Regions from separate parts of the Homo sapiens genome. Here region 1 is linked to region 2. Evidence: read pairs that join two places in POLR2A ChIA-PET (ENCODE). Cell type or tissue: PC-3. All regions are shown on one strand. Links, peaks and the distances in the headings refer to the core of each region. The heading gives the core; the rest is flanking DNA.

What was found. ChIA-PET counts read pairs that join two places held together with the same protein. Peaks named below come from ENCODE experiments on the same cell type or tissue, not always from the same donor. Only the 100,000 strongest peaks of a DNase experiment are listed, where the experiment ranks them.
Region 1: POLR2A ChIA-PET joins it to region 2 with 7 read pairs; 2 of 35 experiments call an interaction of 5 or more read pairs at or near these places.

The regions. Positions count from the first base shown.
Region 1 is chr5:51,384,265-51,389,648 of GRCh38, reverse strand. It overlaps ISL1 (ISL LIM homeobox 1), which reads right to left. Exons shown (of 6, transcript NM_002202.3): 2 at 4,919-5,108; 3 at 1,900-2,159; 4 at 1-3. Among named protein-coding and RNA genes, the nearest start is that of ISL1, 3.5 kb to the right of the region's middle. RefSeq lists enhancers at 3,964-4,147, 3,964-4,492. In PC-3, for the core only: no CTCF peak of the experiment used is centred there; no DNase peak of the experiment used is centred there; H3K4me3 peaks cover 3,879 bases; H3K27ac peaks cover 774 bases.
Region 2 is chr5:52,060,082-52,065,465 of GRCh38, reverse strand. No RefSeq gene overlaps it. Among named protein-coding and RNA genes, the nearest start is that of LINC02118, 55 kb to the right of the region's middle. In PC-3, for the core only: no CTCF peak of the experiment used is centred there; no DNase peak of the experiment used is centred there.

The sequences.
Region 1 (5,384 bases), core at 293-5,292, 680 kb after region 2:
CCGCTGCGGGGCAAGGAGCGCCGTGAGCGCTGGGCTGGAGGCTCGCTTGCCGGCCCGCCCGCGGTCGCGCGCTCGCTCGCTCGCTCGCTTGCCCGCCCGCCCGCCCGCTTACTTGCTCGCCCGCCCGAGATACTCAGGACAATGGCTAGGGTTTGCAGCCTCAGCACACAAAGCAGGGGGCGGCAGAGGTGGGGGCGAAGAGGGTGAAAGGGAGAATAAAATCTTCCTCTCTAATCTGCAGAGGTCTTTGCTGAGTAATCCCGGCCTGAAACGCAGCACTCGCCCCTCCTCGTGTCAACAAAGTGTTAGCCAAGGGAAGCAGGTCTCAAAGTCTGTCCCCCTGTTCACAGCAGGGGTGGCATTTTTCAGCACTGTTTCTCCTCCATTCTCACCTTTCCTTGTGCCCAGACTGGGCCCCAGTTACATTGATTACCACCCTCTCCAGGATCAGAATTTTCTCTTGGGCCAAGGCCACAGAGGGTACCAGGGAAAGGAACGCAGAGCACTTCAGTGACAGCCATAAATACTACACCAGCAGGGACTTCTGCAAGGGGAAGGTCGAGAACTCTGCCAGAACGCCTTGAACTTCAGTCCGAGAGGACAGTCATGTGAAGGGGCTGAAGAGATTCGCTATTTCTGCCATATCTCCAATCCCTGCTCTTAGTATTAAATCTAAGGTAATACATGGATGTTCCTGAGATGGGCTGATCCCAAGCAGTGGAAAACGGAAACTCTGTTGAGCTGCCTAGGCTCTAGATAAACGGTGGCTGGGAGATGTCCCCCGCCTCCCTCTCGGTATTTTAGCTTCCTCTGTGCTTCCCCACAAGCAGAGTGCAGGCTCCACTGAACAGGAGCACCACCCCAGCCGTGCCCCGGTGCAAACTAGTCACAAATCCCCCTGAACAGAATTCTTAGAGCTGCCAGAAGGCAGAAGGGTAAGGGAGGGCTATAGTTTCCTCACCTTCAGTGTTTAGTGGGAATTGATACTTTAAAACTGCAAAGGGGTAGATCTATTCATGGCAGGAAGTCAGGTTTGGAAACACTGTCCACCTTCTAACCCACTGCTTTGGTCCCGGCCAACCTTGCTGTGTTTCCACTCCTCTTCCTTGGGAATGAGTCCTCTTATCTACATGATACAAATCCTGCACCTTCTACAACCCCCTAGGGTCAGGCCAACACCTATGGGGTCAATTTAGAGCTACAACCATGGGCCTGAAGATGAAATTCTCACCAAATCATATAGAATGAATGATTTAAAGAAGCAGGCTCCCTTTAAAAGGCAATTACTGCAGATAAGCTTGTTGACAGTTTTATATTACAACTCTGTGCAATGGCCTGCAGTTTTTAAAACTGTATCTTTTCAGTCCTGTTCTCTCACAGAAAGATAAAAAAATTAAAAAAAAAATTTCGAGTGTGAAGCAACTCACAAGGAAAAAGGATTTGGGAGACTAAATGACTTCAGGCCACCTAAGCTTCCTTCATTGGGTTAAAGGATGAAGCTCCAGGGACCCGGGGCTCCGCCCCTTTAATTAGGCAGCAGGAGAATACCTGGCTGGGAGCTGAAGCCCGTTTTCAGCAAGCCAAGGTTTGGAGGCCAGAGCGAACTGGAAGTAATGTTTGGGCGTGTGTATACACGTGTACACAAGTGGTGTACATTTATGTGTAACCATATAGAGACACACAGACGGTGTAGGTGTGCTCGGGGAATCAAGGGAGACAGTGAGTGCATTGAACCTTGCTGCAAAGGAGCAGAGCACAGCGCAAATTGCATACAGAACACTTCATTTAACTGCAGGCAAACACTACGACCACCCCTGTAGCTACCATAGTTGTTGTGGCCGCTGGCACACAGGCTGGCTTAACCTGGCGCCTGCCTACCCGAGCCGGGCAGAGGAGTACCTGCCATTTGCAGTGGCCGCGCTGGATGCAGGGGACTGAGCGGGTCGCCAGCGCCTAGACTGGCCCTCTCCACCACATCGTGGTCTGCTCGGCAGAAGAGACCGTCCTCCCGAAGCGCAAATTCGTCCCCAGGGATGAGCTGGCGGCTGCAGGCCACACAGCGGAAACACTCGATGTGATACACCTTGGAGCGGGCACGCATCACGAAGTCGTTCTTGCTGAAGCCGATGCTGCACTTGGCGCATTTGATCCCGTACAACCTGTGCGGGGGAGGGGGGAGCGGAGGCGGCCCAGAGCGGGGAGAGAAGTACAGGAAGAGGGGGTCACTTCAGGCCGGCACTTCCCTGGCCCAAGATCCCGGGCAAGACGCCCCAAGTAAACAGCATTTCCAAACAGAAGTTGGAAACAGAAGGACAGAAATGAAACCCTGCTCTCTCCTTCCCTGTCTCTCTTCCTTCCCCCATCTCTCTTTTCCCCTCCCTCCCTCCTCCCTTTCTTTTACTCCCGTTTCCTTTCCGATGAACCTCTGTCTTAGTTGGTAACTCTTAGCTCAAAACACCTAGCTTGTACCACAGAAAATGTATTGATGGGTTCCAAACTCGGGCTGCTGCTCTAGCAATCAATCCCAGTGTTGATCTTGCAGATCTTGGCAGGAAGGAATCCAGAAAGACTCTGGTGGCCACCGACACCAACACTTTCACTTCCCTATCCCACAATTTCTGCTGCTAGAAATGTCTAAAACTGCAACAAAAAGTCCTCCTTCCAAGAAAAAAGGAGGTAGGAGAAGGGGATTGTCACCCCACTCGGTTTGCAAACACTCACAAATAAACAAGCAGAATAACAAAATGAAACCTCTGAGAGTTTCCACATCTCCTTTTGCACAAGTACTTTCCAGTCTTTCTCCAACTAAAGATTTTCTTCAGGCAGCAATGTTAACAGAAAATTTCCTCTCCATTCTTCCTTGTATTATTATTTTTTTAAAAAAATCTGCGTCTGTTCCCTCAATCTTTTTCAAGTTGCTGAATCATCTACCTCATTTCAATTTTCTTGAAAACCATGACCAGAATGAAAAAAATGCAAAGACCCGCTTCTAAGGTCTTTCTCACTCCTGGCCTTTCCTTACCAAGGGACAATCTTTATAGGTTCCATCTAGGCTGCACTTCCCTGGCCCCTTCTCCATCTTTCAGGAATAACAGAAGCTGGGGCATTCCTACGAACAGAAAGAATGGAAGAGAGAGGAAAAGATCCACATAACAGGAGGAGGCATCCTGCTTCTCCAAGGAGAGATGTGGAAATCTAACTGTCCAGTCTGTTCTGCTTTTACAACTACAAGATTACACACACACACACACACACACACACACACACACACAGAGTTGAGAGAGAGTGAAGAGAAGGTAAAAATGATTAGTTCCTTCTACACATGTGTGTATCCAGAATTAGGCACATGCAAGCCTGTGTGCAATTGAGCAAAATACTATTTCCATAGCAGTAAAGATACTCCTGAAGTGGGCTCTCCTTCTCTAGAATCTTGCGTTTACACACCAATCTAGTAAACAATGAAAACGCTCATTTGTCAGAGGTTAGAAGGTGGACTCAAAAGTTTTTCCTCCCTCCGCCTACTCAATGTGAGATCTTCCATTTCATAGGGTGAAGACTTGACTTTGGCGGTGACCAAACAATTTAGAAAATCCCTCCCCCTTCCTGTACCCCGACTTCCCTTACTTCCTTTCACTCCCTCTCCGAAGTATTAACCTCCCCCAACCAGGTTAATTTTATCTACCAAGATTATACTCTCTGTGTCATGATTTTTAAAAAAGAAGAAAAAAATGCTGGATACTAAGTGAGCAGGAGCAAACTGTGACTGTATATTAAATCTTAACTAAACTTTAATAAAAGTTCTCAAGCTCCAGAAACCATTTGCCTAACAAAAGCTAATTAATTACTTGTTAATAGCCACCGGACATTTAAAAAGTGATATTTTGCTATTATTTAACATAATAATGATGCTGATGTCTCTTCTGTTTGTTAATAAAATGAATACAATTTTCTTTAGAGACTACTGGCTTTCTAAGGCAGAAAACAAAGTTTCTGATACATACACACAAGTCAGAGGAAACTTGAGATTAGCAAAACGTGTTGCAGAATAAATTGGAGGAAAAAAAAAACAAAAACTCTCCAAAACAACAAAACCAAACTCAGAAAGTTCCTATGTTGTTTCAGTCTTGTCAATTTGGACAATTCGCTCATTTTATCAGTTACCAGATTTTAATGTGAGAAAGGAAGCTGTTCAATTATCTAAATATACCAATTGTTCGTAGACAGATGATGGGCAATTTGATCTGCTCTAATTCATCAGCTCAGATAAGATAAGAAAGAAGAGACAGTTAGATGTCACCAAAGGGTTAATATTTAAAAAGATTAAGTTTCCGGTGTTTTTTCCAAGGAATATTTAGGTTGGTTTTAAATTTTTCTCAGAAGGAGGTCTTACCCCAAAAATAAAAGGAGCAATACCTGTACTCGCTCTTTCAAAGTACATCTCTAAACATGCTTCGGTCAAACTTTTATTTCACCTATTGCATTGATGCCACCAAAGAATTTGTAAGCTACTAATTTTAAAAAGGACTAAAACAAACAGAACACTGCACTATACAACAAAAATCAACCCTATTTTAAAGCTAAAAATCCAAACTTCTCCATCTTTTTAAAATTTTGTTTTGTAAGGGGGAGGGTGAAAGAGGAAAATAATTTGTGCATCATAAACTCCAAGAGTAATTAAACAAGCCTCAATACCCCGGAATTATGAATACCACTGTTAAGGGTTTTTGTTTTTCTCAACTAAAGAATGAAATGAACAGCATAGCTTGATTTTTTTAACACATGTACAGGGTAACTTTGGCTTGTATGACTACACTGAGGCAAACTTCACAAAAAGACAAAGCCACACCAAATAATACATAAAGAGTGGGGAGATTCAGGGAAATCCCACAAAATTAAGAAAGAAGTGTAAATGCCATACCTGATATAATCTCTTTTACAGTAGGTTTTCCCATCCCTAACAAAGCATGTACAGCTCTCGTCCAAATACTGATTACACTCCGCACATTTCAAACATGCCGCATGCCATTCCAAATCCGGAGAAACCCTCAGAATATACTGATCGTGAATCTGATTGCCGCAACCAACACATAGGGAAATCAGACGTTTTTCTGAAATGAAAATAAATACATGATTGACTAACCGTTTACTTCCTACAGAGATAAACACACTTTTAGTGTCGTTCTCTTATAGGGCGTACTCTGGGAGGTTTTTTTCTTTCTTTCTTTCTTTCTTTTTTTTTTTTTTTAGAGCATTGCACTTTGGGATGGTAATTGAAATGTGCCATCAAAACCTTGACTCATTTTTAAAAGGAGGTGGAATATATGTAAAATGCAGATTGGAATAGTCTACATTTGTACGCCTAGCACGCAATCAAACCCGCTCAT
Region 2 (5,384 bases), core at 102-5,101:
GTTTAGTCCTATCATTTTTGTGGCAATCAGATTTGCATAGGTATAACCTCACAGCTCCTTTTCTCAACTACTTGCCTCTCACTTTCAGAATCAGGCTACCTCTGAAACTGGTGTTGCATGCTTATGGGAACAGGCTTAGTAGTCATTCATGTGCAACCTGGGGGTAAAAGGGACTTATAAGGCACCCTTGATTACTGGGGCAGGAGGCAGACGTAAAATGTTCTTCAACTTTTATTATCTAGTGATTAATCTATGATATGCTCTGGGCTTATTAAAAGGTCCCTACAGAATGGTCTCAGTTGCACAGATTTTTGACCACTCAACAATGTATCCTTTTATTGATTCATTATCAGTTACCTAGTCCAGATCTCTGGAACCATTGACCAAAATCAACAACCTTTAGGAACCCCCTACTTTCAGAGTCTAATTTCAGCTAAGGCAGTGGGAAATGAGCAATGAGTCCTTTCCATGCCTCCTTTAGGCACTGGTTTCTTTCTTTTGGGAATACAGAATAATCTCATTTTATTATTTTCATTGACATTTTGGAACTGCCATTTTTTTTATATATTTCAATCATAGTATTTGAGTATTTAGTATTAGAAGCTGCTAAATATGTCAGCTCAGATTTTTTGTACCCACATGATTTGAACAACATAAACTACATTACAGACTTCCTGATACCATTTCATTTTTCTATTTTAGTATACTAAATATTCCTGAACACATAGCTTTATTTGAATAATTTTTTGAATCAGTGTGTATGCATGTGAGTATAGACAAATGCATGTTGTTAATTGTTCCCTGATCAATCAAACTGAGTTCAAAAGTTTATATGCTATTTTTTAAAAGCAGTCTTTTAGGTTCTTTGTTGATATGTCTTTACATGATTATCTAAAGAGTAAAAAAAATACTATTTATATGTTCTATTATAACTTCTCTATTTTTATCATCCTAATTGGCCAGAATGTTGGAAGCCTATAGGGTTTAGCTGTATTTCAAACATCCCAATTTGTAGCAGACACTGTTGGTTACCCACAAAACAGACATACCCCAGGGCCCCTTCTGAGATCCAGAGGGAAAATTCGGCTTAGGCTAAATCAACAATGACATTTTCATTACCTTTGTCTATTAGTCTGTTCTCACACTGCCATAAAGAACTACCTGAGACTGGGTAATTTATGAAGAAAACAGGTTTAATTGACTCACAACTCTACAAGCTCAAAAGGAATCATGACTGGCAGGCCCCAGGAGACTTATGATTATGGCAGAAGGCAAAGGGGAAGTAAGCGCATCTTACCATGGTGAAGCAGGAGAGGGAGAGAGAATGGGAAGTGCCACATACTTTTAAACCATCAGATCTCGTGAGAACTCACTCAGTATCATGAGAACTGCAAGGGGGAAATCTGCCCCCATGATCCAGTGAACTTCTACCAGGCCCCTCCTCCGACACTTGGGGATTACAATTTGAGATGAGATTTGGGTGGGGAAACAGGACCAAACCATATCAAGTTACCAGGTATATAATTTGGTATTTGACACAAATTTTACCAGTAGAAGGTAAGAGCACATCAGCCAGGAAGCTTCTAGGAAAATATCCTGCTCTTGAGCCCTGGACATAAGTAAAGGATTCCCCTTTTACTATTTCTTTGAGTGGGATTGTTTAAAATTTTTAATTAAGAGACTTTATTTTTTAGACTACTTTTAGGTTTACAGAAAAATTGAGCGGAGAGTATAGAGAATTCCCATATATTCTTCTTTTCTCCTCTCCTGCATAGTTTACGCTAAGGCTCATTCGTTGTTTTATACATTCTATGTGTTTTGACCAATGTATGGCATATACTCACCATTACAGGATCACCCAGAATAATTTCAGGGACTGAAAACTCTCCTGTGTTCCACCTGTTTGTCATGCCTTCGCTCTCTTTTCCTGAGCCCCTTGCAACCACTGATGTTTCCGGTCTTGCCTTTCCCAGAATGTCATATAATTGGAATTATATAGTACATTGTTTTTCAAGCTTAGTAATATGAATTTAAAGTTCCTTTATGTCTTTTGTGTGGCCTGATGACTCATTTCTTTTTATTACTGAATAACATTCCATTGTATAGATGTAACACAGTTTATCCATTCACTTATTGATTGGCATCTTGGTTGCTTCCACGTTTGGCAGCTATGAATAAAACTGCTATAAACTTTGACATGAAGGTTTTTATGTGAATAGAAGTTTTCACCTCATTTGGGTAAATACCAAGGAACACGATTGCTAGACTGTATGGTAAAGGTATGTTTAGTTTTGTAAGAAACTTTTAAACTGTCTTACAATGTGATTGTACCATTTTGCGTTCCCACGAGCAATGAATGAGAGTACCTGCTGCATAACATCCTCACCAACATTTAATATTGTTAGTGTTTTGGATTTTAGTCATTCAAATAGGAACGTAGTGGTATCTCTTTGTTCTTTTAACTTGCTCTTTCCTGATGACATAAGATGAATATCTTTTCATAAGTTTATTTTGTGTGTGTGTATATATATATATATATATATATATATATAAAAAACATAGAAAATATATATGTATAAGGTGTCTTATATATAAGGTGTCTGTTCTTATATTTAATATTTTAATTCGGTTATTCATTTTCTTATTGTTGAATTTTAATAGTTCTTTGTGTATAAGTCCTTTAGCAGATGTATATTTTGCAAAAACTTTCTCTCAGTCTCCTTTTATGGAACAGGTTTTAATTTTAATAAATTCTAACTCGTCATTTTTTTTTCTTTTATGGATCGTGTTTGTTATGAGAACAACTTAGAATTGTAATGTCCCCTCCTTCCCCAAACTGGAAAGGTGCTGAGAGATCAAAGAATGGCTTGGGTAAGTCTGGTTTGATGAGTAGATGAGTTTATTAGGACTTACATATAGGGCACTCCTGGATAATGGTAGGACAGCTCTAGACGTCTATGCCACCTCCCTTCTCTAAACTGTTTTTGAGCTAATTTTCTGGCTCTTTGTTCATTGTGTTTGAACAATGAAACTGTTTTCCTTGGTAGGTTCTCAGATACTCTCCAGGATGTTTAGGTTCTCAGGGACACCTGTCCATACCTGGGCACCATTGCCTTGGTTCACTGTATAGCCTTCAAGGTTCAGGCAAAGGACACACATCTGTAAATAAGCTAGTCAGGGGCCCATCACACTACAGTGATTTTAGTGTTTTCTCTAAATGCTCATTGCCAAACCCAAGGCCACCTAGATTTTCTCCCATGTTGTCTTCTAGGAGTCTTGAAGTTAGGGAGTGCCAGTTCTCTAACTTTAATTTTCCCCTTCAAAACCATGTTGGCTATTTTGGGACTTCTGTCTTTCCATATAGACTTTCAAATCAGTTTGTTGATATTTACAAAATAAATTGCTGGAATTTTAATTGGGATTGTGTTGAACCTACAGATGAAGTTTAGAAGAACTGACATTTTAACAATATTTAGCATTCTCCTATTTTAAACATAAAATATTGTCTATTTCCTTATAATAAATCTTCTTTGATTTTAAAGTAGGTTTTTAAAAATACTTTTGCAGCTCCTTACTTTGTGAGCTAGGTATTATTCATGCTAAGTGCAGGAATCTGTCACCCTGGACATTCTAAATTTAGCCCAGGCTTCTGGTTCCATGACTAGTATACAGACTGAATTTTTATTTTTATTTAATTCTTACATGTATCAGTGATATAACAGGGAGAGAGTGATTGCACTAACCCTTTCTACTATACTCTCTAGTCCCAAGATCATACTTGCTCTGAACTCTTCATTTGACTGCATTTTGAGATTCATCAAGTCATTGATTGTGTTAAAATTCTTCACATTCATAGTTTCCTTGACAGTCTGATGGATTCACTTGTTCCTCACATTAGCAGTCTTTGCTACAGTGAATGAGAAAAGGAGGAAGGGAGGAAGTGTGAAAAGGTAAGCTTGAGAGTGAAAGGTCTCTGGCACCTGTGTGTGGGTTGTTATTTACATTCTGAGCACACTTCTGCAAGCTTAGTAATATTCACCATTCTGCAGTGTGCCATGAAATTAACTAATGGAGAAACATTTTATGAGTATCCTCATTGAGATTCACAGACTTAACCCAAAAAACAAATAAACAACAAGAACAACAGCAACAACAACAAAAAACCACTAGAGACCATCAGCAATATCCCTAACAAAATAAAAGAGTTTATGAAGGTTGAGAATAATTTTACTCTTACACAGGCATAAACTTTGTATTTCAAATAAGTGATAAATAATCTTTTAAAAAGACAATGTTCATAATGTTTTCGTGGGTTGGATTAGAATTCTATTTCATGTCAGTTCTGCTTGTGAATGATGTCATTTATTGGTAAACATTTCCAAGATATTTTTACATTGACAAAGAAAACAGGTCAGATATGAGTTGTTTTCCTTGATGCTAGTAATCATGTTTGAAATACATTAAAAATTGTCTCAGTTTGAGGTTTAATTTAGGATTACTTTTCTTTCTGTGTATCAAACACGATTATTAGTTTTCTGGAGAACAGTATACATATGTCCATATAACCAGGTGAATCTTCTGTGTTTGTTCCATGTACCGCAGAAAAACAAGTTCATTGACAAACTGTATAAAATGTGCAAACATGGACAATTTTGCCCAGTCTCACCTCTCTACTGGACCAATGAAATTCTCCTAGTTGCCAACTCTATACAAGCCCTGTCTGGGCAGAATTGTTCCTAATAATCCTTGTCTGAAATTAAGTACCCCGTGGCCTAATCCTGCATGATAAAACTTTCTAAAACCCAAGTACTCAAGTTACTCCAGAATTTCATGTGAATAAATTCATCTGATCAGTGGCAAGTTTCTAATGAATTCAATTTGATGCTTGATCCCTACAGATTTTCCAGTGGTCTTTGAGGAGAATTTGGCATTAATTATAAATACGCCATTATATGATTTTTACACTACTTTATCTTGCAACTTTGTAGTTTTAAGAGGCTTAGAAAAATTTTATTGATGGTATAAGGTTTTATGTTTTAAAATTTTACTGCTACTCAGCATTCCATAATATTACTAGTATAATTTATTGACCAATTTCCCTACTGGGTTTATCTATTCTCAGGCTAATGCCACTTTTTATAATATCTATACTTTATAAAATAGCTTGAGAATAACTGTTCTACTTATTTAAAAAATTGTTTCTTCAATTTTTTTTCTTTTACTCTTCTGTGAAATGCTTGTTAAATTTTAAGAAAATCTTGTCATGATTTGGATTCAGATTGTATTGCATTATAGATAAATTTAGGAAAAATAGTTTTTTAACATTGAACCTTCCCATCTAGTAACAAATTCATATTATCTTTATGCAATTCTACTTATGTATT